2 separate regions of the Homo sapiens genome follow, and region 2 is linked to region 1. Evidence: chromatin loops called from intact Hi-C (ENCODE). Cell type or tissue: pancreas. All regions are shown on one strand. Links, peaks and the distances in the headings refer to the core of each region. The heading gives the core; the rest is flanking DNA.

The links. Peaks named below come from ENCODE experiments on the same cell type or tissue, not always from the same donor. Only the 100,000 strongest peaks of a DNase experiment are listed, where the experiment ranks them.
Region 2: it touches region 1 in a loop (2.2-fold over the local background); 13 of 110 quality-filtered maps call a loop at or near these places.

The regions. Positions count from the first base shown.
Region 1 is chr16:22,277,621-22,282,010 of GRCh38, forward strand. EEF2K (eukaryotic elongation factor 2 kinase) reads left to right here. Exons shown (of 18, transcript NM_013302.5): 17 at 2,578-2,756. Among named protein-coding and RNA genes, the nearest start is that of TRL-AAG2-4, 17 kb to the right of the region's middle. In pancreas, for the core only: no CTCF peak of the experiment used is centred there; a DNase peak (open chromatin) is centred at 2,589.
Region 2 is chr16:22,222,391-22,226,780 of GRCh38, forward strand. EEF2K (eukaryotic elongation factor 2 kinase) reads left to right here. Exons shown (of 18, transcript NM_013302.5): 2 at 3,264-3,585. The coding sequence starts at 3,340. Among named protein-coding and RNA genes, the nearest start is that of EEF2K, 18 kb to the left of the region's middle. RefSeq lists an enhancer at 3,318-3,941. In pancreas, for the core only: no CTCF peak of the experiment used is centred there; no DNase peak of the experiment used is centred there.

The DNA.
Region 1 (4,390 bases), core at 265-4,264:
CAAGGGACACCATGATAAACAAGTGAATAAGGAGAATTAAAGATTTTGGTAGTTGTAAGAAACAGTGTTTGGGGGCAGAATCTCTAAAGAGGTGATATGTGAGCTGAGATTGGAGGGATGATGAGTGTCTTAGCCTGTTCTGTGCTGGTAACAGAATATCTGAGGCTGAGGAATTTCTCATGAACAGAAATTTGCTGGCTCTTAGTTCTGGAGGCTGGGAAGTCTAATATCAGTATGCCAGCGTCTTGCATGGGCCTTCTTGCTGTGTCATCACCTGGCAGAAGAGAAGGAGAGGGAGAGCAGGTCAAGCACGGTGGCTTATGCCTGTAATCCCAGCACTTTGGGAGGCTGAGGCAGGAAAATCACTTGAGTCCAGGAGTTCAAGACCAGCTTGGGCAACCTGGTAAGAGTGTGTCTCTATAAAAAAATTTTAAAAATTAGCCAGGCGTGGTGACATGCCCCTGTCATCCCAGCTACTCAGGAGGTTAAAATGGGAGGATTGCTGGATCCCAGGACTTTGAGGCTGCAGTGAGCTATGATTGTGCCACTGCACTCCTGCCTGGGCAACAGAGTGAAACGCTATCTCAAGAAAAGAAAAAAGAGAGAGCAAAAGGGGGCTGAACTCGCCCTTTTATAACAAATCCACTTTCCTCATACTGGCAGAAATCCATTCATGAGGGCAGAACCATCAAAGCCCAATCACCTCTCAAAGATCCCAACTCCTAATACCTCACAATGGCAAGCAAATCTCAACATGGGTTTTGGAGGGGACACACGTTCCAACCAGAGCAAGGAGCCAGGTGCAGAAAGAGTTGGAGGAAGAATCTTCCAAGGTGAGGGAACAGCGGGTGCAAGGGCCACAGAGCAGGCAGGAGCAGGCATCGTTGGGGAATGGATGGCAGCCGGTGAGCCTGGTGCAAAGGTAGACAAACAGGAGACCGTCCTGGAGGGCAGCGCCTGTCAGACAGGGCCGCAGAGGGCACTGTGGCAGCAAGGCAGGGACAGCAAGTCATCAGACCTATTGCTTCTGGAATGTTTCACGAGACCCACAGGCCTTCTTACCTGTGTCGCTGTATTTGCTCTTTCCTGATATACTATAAATAGTTACTCACACGGATTACACCCAAAGAAAAAGAGCCCTCCGCCCTGTTTGCTGTGTATTCTGTGGTGCGTGGGTTTGGCTGGAAACTTTGTGTGCCCTGGCTGGTTTGGCCATACATGGGCTGCAGTAGGAGGAGTTGAGGGTCGACGGGCAGAGCTGGAAGTGGAGACTCAACTATTCTGGGGTGAGTTCTGCATTGTGCTGGAGGCAATTTTACATAACAAAATTCACAGCTGTCCCGCACAGCAGAGCATACGGTGATTGCCATTAGTGCAGATGGCTCTAGAGGCCTCTGCAGAGGACCCCGCCCCCAATCCACTTCTCTACAAGTCAGAGGGCAGCTTAGCTAGGACACTCAGGCATTGCTAATGCTAGCTCATGGCTGCCTCTGTGTAGACTGTAAAAATGGGCCCCTTCCTCAAGGGGGTGTCCTAGCTAAGCTGCCCTTTACTTTCATCTATGGGAAAATTGTTGTAATATACTGATTTTATTAAGGAAAGCAACTTGACTCCTCTTTTTTTTTTTTTTTTTTTAACACAGGGTTATACTCTATTGCCCAGGCTGGAGTGCAGTGGCATGATCATAGCTCACTGCAGCCTCTAACTCCTGGGCTCAAGCTATCCTCCCACCTCAGCCTCCGGAGTAGCTGGGACTACAGGTGTCCATCACCACACCCAGCTTTTTGTGTGTTTATTGTATTTTTTAATTTTTGTGGGTACATAGTAAGTGTGTATATGGGTTACATGAGCTATTTTGATATGGGCATGGAATGTGTAATAATCACATCAGGATAAATGGGATATCCATCATCTCAAGCATTTATTCATTGTGGTATAAACAATTTCTTTATACTCTTTTAGTTATTTTAAAATATACAATTACATTATTTTTGACTATAGTCACTGTTTTTTTGTTGTGTTTTTGTTTTTTTGTAGAGACACGGTCTCTCTACGTTGCCTGGGCTGGTCAACTGCTCTCTTAATAAATATTGGCCGAGCACAGTGGCTCATGCCTGTAATCTCAGCACTTTGGGAGGCCTAGGCATGTGGATCACTCGAGGTTAGGGGTTCGAGACCAGCCTGGCCAACGTGGTGAAATGCCGTCTTTACTAAAAATACAAAAAATTAGCTGGGTGTGGTGGCGTGCACCTGTAATCCTAGCTACTCAGGAGGCTGAGACAGGAGAATTGCTTGAACTTGAGAGGCGGAGGCTGCAGTGGGCCGAGATTGCACCACTGCACTCCAGCCTGGGCAACAGAGCAAGACTCTGTCTCAAAAATGAATGAATGAATGAGTGAATGAATATCACAGTATGAAGGTGCCTCATAGATGTATTGGCCTTGGACAAGATAGGTCGTGAACCATAGGTGGTGGCCCTGCTGGGATCCCTGACTTGCCCCTCCTGCTGGAAGGCCCTCCTCCTGCCACCCTGTTGCCATGGTAACCTCCACCTTTCCCTCTGTATCTCCTGGCAAGGTGCCAAGACTGGCTAGAGGCCCTGCACTGGTACAACACTGCCCTGGAGATGACGGACTGTGATGAGGGCGGTGAGTACGACGGAATGCAGGACGAGCCCCGGTACATGATGCTGGCCAGGGAGGCCGAGATGCTGTTCACAGGAGGCTACGGGCTGGAGAAGGACCCGCAGAGATCAGGTAGGGCCTGGCAGACCTGCCCCTGGGCTGCAACAGGGCTGGGCAGGGAGGAACCTAATTTCCATTCCACTGGGAGTTATTTATGACAAGATGACAGGCTGAATCTTCTTCCAGGGAGGGGAATTTATGGAGCTAGTATGAAGATGAACATTGTTATTTTAATGGTTATATATTACGGCTTTGTAGGGGGTTTTTGCAATTTTAAAAACTGAATTGAGATTTTCATAACAAAATTCACCATCTTAAAGTATATAGTTTAGTAGGGGGGTTTTCCTTTCCTTTCTTTCTTTTTTTTTTTTTTTTTTTGAGACGGAGTCTCGCTCTATAGCCCAGACTGGAGTGCAACGGCATAATCTTGGCTCACTGCAGCCTCCACCTCCCGAGTTCCAGCGATTCTCCTGCCTCAGCCTCCTGAGTAGCTGGGATTACAGGTGTGCCACCATGCACAGCTGATTTTTGTATTTTTAGTAGAGACAGGGTTTTGCCATGTTGGCCAGGCTGGTCTCGAACTCCTGACCTCAAGTGATCGGCCCACCTCGGCCTCCCAAAGTGCTGGATTACAGGCGTGAGCCACCACACCTGGCCCAGAGTTTCACTCTTGTAGCCCAGGCTGGAGTGGGCCATCTCTGCTCCCTGCAACCTTCACCTCCCAGGTTCAGGTGATTCTTGTGCCTCAGCCTCCTGCATAGCTGGGACTACAGGCACACACCCAGCTAATTTTTCTGTTTTTAGTAGAGATGGGGTTTCACCATGTTGGCCAGACTGGTCTTGAACTCCTGACCTCAGGTGATCTGCCCGCCTCAGCCTCCCAAAGTGCTGGGATTATACGTGTGAGCCACCATGCCTGGCCTCCTTTCCTTTTCTTTCTTTCTTTTTTCTTTGAAATAGAATCTCACTGTGTCACTCAGGCTGGAGTGCAGTGGCACAATCATAGCTCACTCCAGCCTGGAACTCCTATGCTCAAGCAATTCTCCTGCCTCAGCCTCCCAAGCAGCTGGGACTACAGGCACTTGCTTCCACACCCAGCCAATTTTTAAAAGTTCTTTGTAGTGACAGAGTCTTGCTATGTTGCCCAGGCTGGTCTTGAACTCCTAGCCTCAAGCAATCTGCTGCCTTGGCTTCCCAAAGTCTTTGGATTACAGATGTGAGCCACTGCACCTGGTCCTAGTGGGTTTTAGTATAGTCATAATGTTGTACAATCATCACTGCTATGTAATTCCAGAACATTTCCATCACCCCAAAAAGAAATCCCGTACCAGTTAGCAGTCCTCCCCGAACCTAGCAGCCACTATACTTTTTGTCCCTATAGATTTGCCTATTCTGGAGATTTTATATAACTGGGAGTATACAATTTGTGGCTTTTTGTATCTGCTTCTTTCATTTAGCATAACTTTTTCAAGATTCATCTGTGTTGAAGTGTGTTATCAGTACTTCATTCCTTCTTATTACTACATAATATTCCATTGTGTGGATATACAGCCTTTATCCATTCATCAGTTGATAGACAAGTTATATATATATTTTTTCTGTTACATAATGTATTAGTCTTCTTGGGCTGCCAAAACAAAATACTATAGAGTGGGTGGTTTAAACTAAAAAAATTGCTGGGCACAGTGGCTCATGCCTGTAATCCC
Region 2 (4,390 bases), core at 322-4,321, 55 kb before region 1:
TAAAGTCAGGGTCCCATTATGTTGCCCAGGCTGGTCTTAAACTTCTGGGCTCAAGCGATCCTCCCACCTCGGCCTCCCAAAGTGCTGGGATTACAGACATGAACCACCACATCCGACTTTCTTTTCTTTAAAACTTTGGCTTTCTTGAGATAAAATTCACATACCTTACAATCTGCTCATTTAAAATGTACGATTCTGGCTGGGAGCAGTGGCTCATGCCTGTAATCCCAGCACTTTGGGAGGCTGAGGTGGGCAGATCACAAGTTCAGGAGTTCGAGAACAGCCTGGCCAACATGGTGAAACCCCGTCCCTAAAAAAAAAAAAAAAAAAAAAAAATACAAAAATTAGCTGGGCACAGTGGTGCGTGTCTGTAGTCCCAGCTATTTGGGAGGCTGAGGCAGGAGAATCACTTGAACCTGGGGGTGGAGGTTACAGTGAGCCGAGATTGTGCCACTGCACTCCAGCCTGGGTGACAGGGTGAGACTCCATCTCAGATAGATAGATAGTACAATTCAATGGTATATTCATAGTCATATAGCCACAGTCAATTTTAGAACCTTTTCATCAACTCAAAAGAAACCCCATACCCATTAGCAATCATTCCCCATTTCCCCCAACCATTCCCACCACCACACCCTACCTCCATCCTCAGGCAACCATTAATCTATTTTCTATTGCTGTTGCTTTGCCTTCTCTGGAAGTTTCATATACAGAGAATTAGTCAATGTATATAGTCTTTTGTCACTGCCTTTCACCTCCCCTAGTGGTTGTAAGTTTCATCCATATTGTAGTGTATGTCAGCACCTAGGAGTGGAATTGCTGGATCATACGGTAACTCAGTGTTTAACTTTTTGAGATGTTGTTTTTTTCTGTTTTTTTTTTTTTTTTTTGGTTTTGTTTTGTTTTTAGACAAGGTCTCACTCTGTCACCCAGGCTGGAGTGCAATGGCACAGTCTCAGCTCACTGCAACCTCTGCCTCCCAGGCTCAGGCAATTCTCTCACCTCAGCCTCCCAAGTAGTTGGGATTATAGGCATGCACCACCACGCCTGGCTACCTTTTATATTTTTAGTAGAGACAGGGTTTCGCCATGTTGGCCAGGCTGGTGCCAGAGTGTTTTCTAATTTCTTAATTTTTGGGTATGGCGTAAGGAAGGGGATCAACTTCATTTTTTTGCATGTGGATATTCATTTATCCCAACACCATTTGTTGAAAAGATTCTTCCTTCCCTGTTGAATCATCTTGGCTTGTTGAAAATCAAGTGACTGTAAAACTGAGAGTGAATTATCTTGGCACCCTTGTTGAAAATCAGGTGGCTGTAAATGTGACAGTTCTATCCTACAATCTTCCTGAACTCTTTCTTGATTATTTTTGTGTGTTTGTGGGTATGGGACCGTCCCCTTTCTAACAGTCACGGAGTATTTCATGGTGTAGAGAGAAATACTGTAATCTGTATAATGAGCTTCTATTGGACATTTGGGGTTGTTGGGTTTTGTTTTGTTGCTGTTACTGATTGTGCTACAGAAAGTGCTTTTAGGCCAGGCGTGGTGGCTCACATCTGTAATCCCAGCACTTTGGGAGGCCGAGGCAGGCGGATCACCTGAGGTCAGGAGTCCAAGACTAGCCTGGCCAACATGGTGAAACCCCGTCTCTACTAAAAATACAAAAATTAGCCGCGCGTGGTAGTGGATGCCTGTAATCCCAGCTACTCAGGAGACTGAGGCAGGAGAATTGCTTGAACTCGGGAGGCGGAAGTTGCAGTGAGCCGAGATCATGCCACTGCACTCCACAGAGCCAGACTCTGTCTCAAAGAAAAACAAACAAACAAAAAATGCTTTTAGGGCCACTCCTTCATTCTGGGAAAGTGCATTGAGTGCCTTCTCTGTGCCAAACACTTTTGGAGGTATTGGGCATACAGACAATAACAAAGTAAACGGGGTGATTTCAGTTTGAGAAAAGCACAATGAAGAAATGAAGCATGCCTGTAATCCCAGCATTTTGGGAGGCCAAGGCAGGAGGATCACTTGAGCCCAGGAGATTGAGACCAGTCTGGGCAACATAGGGAGACCCTGTTTTTACAAAAAACAAAGAAAATTGGCCAGGCTTGGTGGCATACACCTGTGATCCTAGCTACTTGGGAGGTTTGAGTGGGAGGATTGCTTGGGCCTGTGAGGTCAAGCAGTGACCTAGGTGAGCTAGGATTGCACCACTGTACTCCAGCCTGGATGACAGAGCAAGATTCTGTCTCAAAAAAAAAAAGAAAAGAAAAGAAAAAGAAAAAAGTCCGGATGTGGTGGCTCACGCCTGTAATCCCAGCACTTTGGGAGGCCCAGGCAGGAGGATCACCTGGGGTCAGAAGTTCAAGACCAGCTTAGCCAACATGGTGAAATGCCATCTCTACTAAAAATGCAAAAATTAGCTAGTTGTGGTGGTAGGCACCTGGAATCCCAGCTACGCGCGAGGCTGAGGCAGCAGAATCGCTTGAACCTGGGAGGTGGAGGTTGCAGTGAGCCAAGATCGCACCATTGCACTCCAGCCTGGGTGACAAGAGTGAAACTCTGTCTCAGAAGAAAAAAAAAAAAGAACAAAGAAAGAAATGGAACGGGGTGATATGCAAGGGAGTGATTGGATATGCATGTTGGGTTAAGGGTTCTTTGATTTGGGGATTCACAGAAGATTTCACTGAAGAGGCATCTGTGAGCTGTGAGCTCAATGATGAGAAAGAACCCACTGTTAGAAAGGTTGTTCCAGGCACAAGGAACAGCAGGTACAAAGGCTCGGAGGTCGGAATGAACTTAATGTGTTCACAGAACAGAAAGAAACCCAGTGTACCTGGAGAGCAGCCAGGGCCGGAGGAGAAGTGGGCAGCACGCTAGATGAACGCAGCTCTTGCAGCCTTACCAAGGCATTTGGATTTTATTATGAATGTGAAAGGAAGCTGCCAGGGGTGGGCGTTAAGCAGAGGAGTGCCTCGATCTAATTGATGTGCTAAAAAGAGCACTCTGCTTAAGAAGCCATTCCTTTCCCAACCTGGTTCCAACATTTGCAAACACTGAGTTCTTAAAAGTGGAATGACGACTGGGTCAGCGGGTTTCGAATTTAAAATGTGCCTGGGTGCTGCCAACTGCCTCCCCAAAAGATAGCTCTAGGTTTTACCCCAAGGGTGCCAGCTCCTGCGATAGCCTGCAGCATTTGGGGTGAGGGTCGGGCGAATTCGCAGCCCTGGGCCCCAGCACCCACTCTCTGGCCCTTGCTTTCCTTGTAGGACCTTCGCCTCTGCATTTGTCCAGTAACTCTGGCTGTGCCGGATACTGCTTGGGTAAAACGGGCACCCCAGGAACATGGCAGACGAAGATCTCATCTTCCGCCTGGAAGGCGTTGATGGCGGCCAGTCCCCCCGAGCTGGCCATGATGGTGATTCTGATGGGGACAGCGACGATGAGGAAGGTTACTTCATCTGCCCCATCACGGATGACCCAAGCTCGAACCAGAATGTCAATTCCAAGGTTAATAAGTACTACAGCAACCTAACAAAAAGTGAGCGGTATAGCTCCAGCGGGTCCCCGGCAAACTCCTTCCACTTCAAGGTGAGTGAGCCACCTATTCCACCTTCCCCACCTGGCTTAGCTGCTGTAAGGGATGGAGGGTTGGAGTCGCTGGTTGGGGACTTCTTCGTATTTCCAAACCCTGGACAGTGCTCTAAACTCTGAGCTGAGGATATACTTGTTAAGCAGGGAGGGTATTATTGATTTAAAATAAATTTCATTACCTTGGAACTGGGTGTTTTTCAAATAGTAGCCCAGGACACACTACGGAGTTGTGAAAACCTTTTGCTGAGTTTTGTCCAATGTTTTGTTTTGTTTGTTTATTTATTTTAGCTTTCTTTAGAGACAGAGTTCTCCTCTGTCACCCAGGCTGGAGTGCAGAGGTGCTGTTCTTTTTTTTTTTTTTTTTTTTTTTTTAAAGAAATGGAACAGAACAGAATAAAACAGCAACTATTGGGGAACATTGCAAACTGTAAAGATCTTATTTCTTTGTAAAAACGTTTATTTATTTATGGCAATAGAAAATCCCCAAACTAAGGACCTTATTTCTCTTTCTCTCTTTTTCTTTCTTTTCCTTCTTCTTCTTTTTTTTTTTTTTTATAAACGTGGTCTCGCTTTGTTGCCCAGGCTGCAGTGCAATGGCACAATCATGGCTTACTGCAGCCTTGAATTCCTAGGCTCAAGCAAGCCTCCCACCTCAGCCTCCTGAGTAGCTAAGATTATAGGCTTGTACCACTATACCCGGCTCATTAAAAAAATTTTTTTTGTAGAAATGGGGTTTCCCAGGCTGGTCTTGAACTACCACGCCCAGCCACTTGTTGTTAATTTTTTGAAAGAATTTATTTAA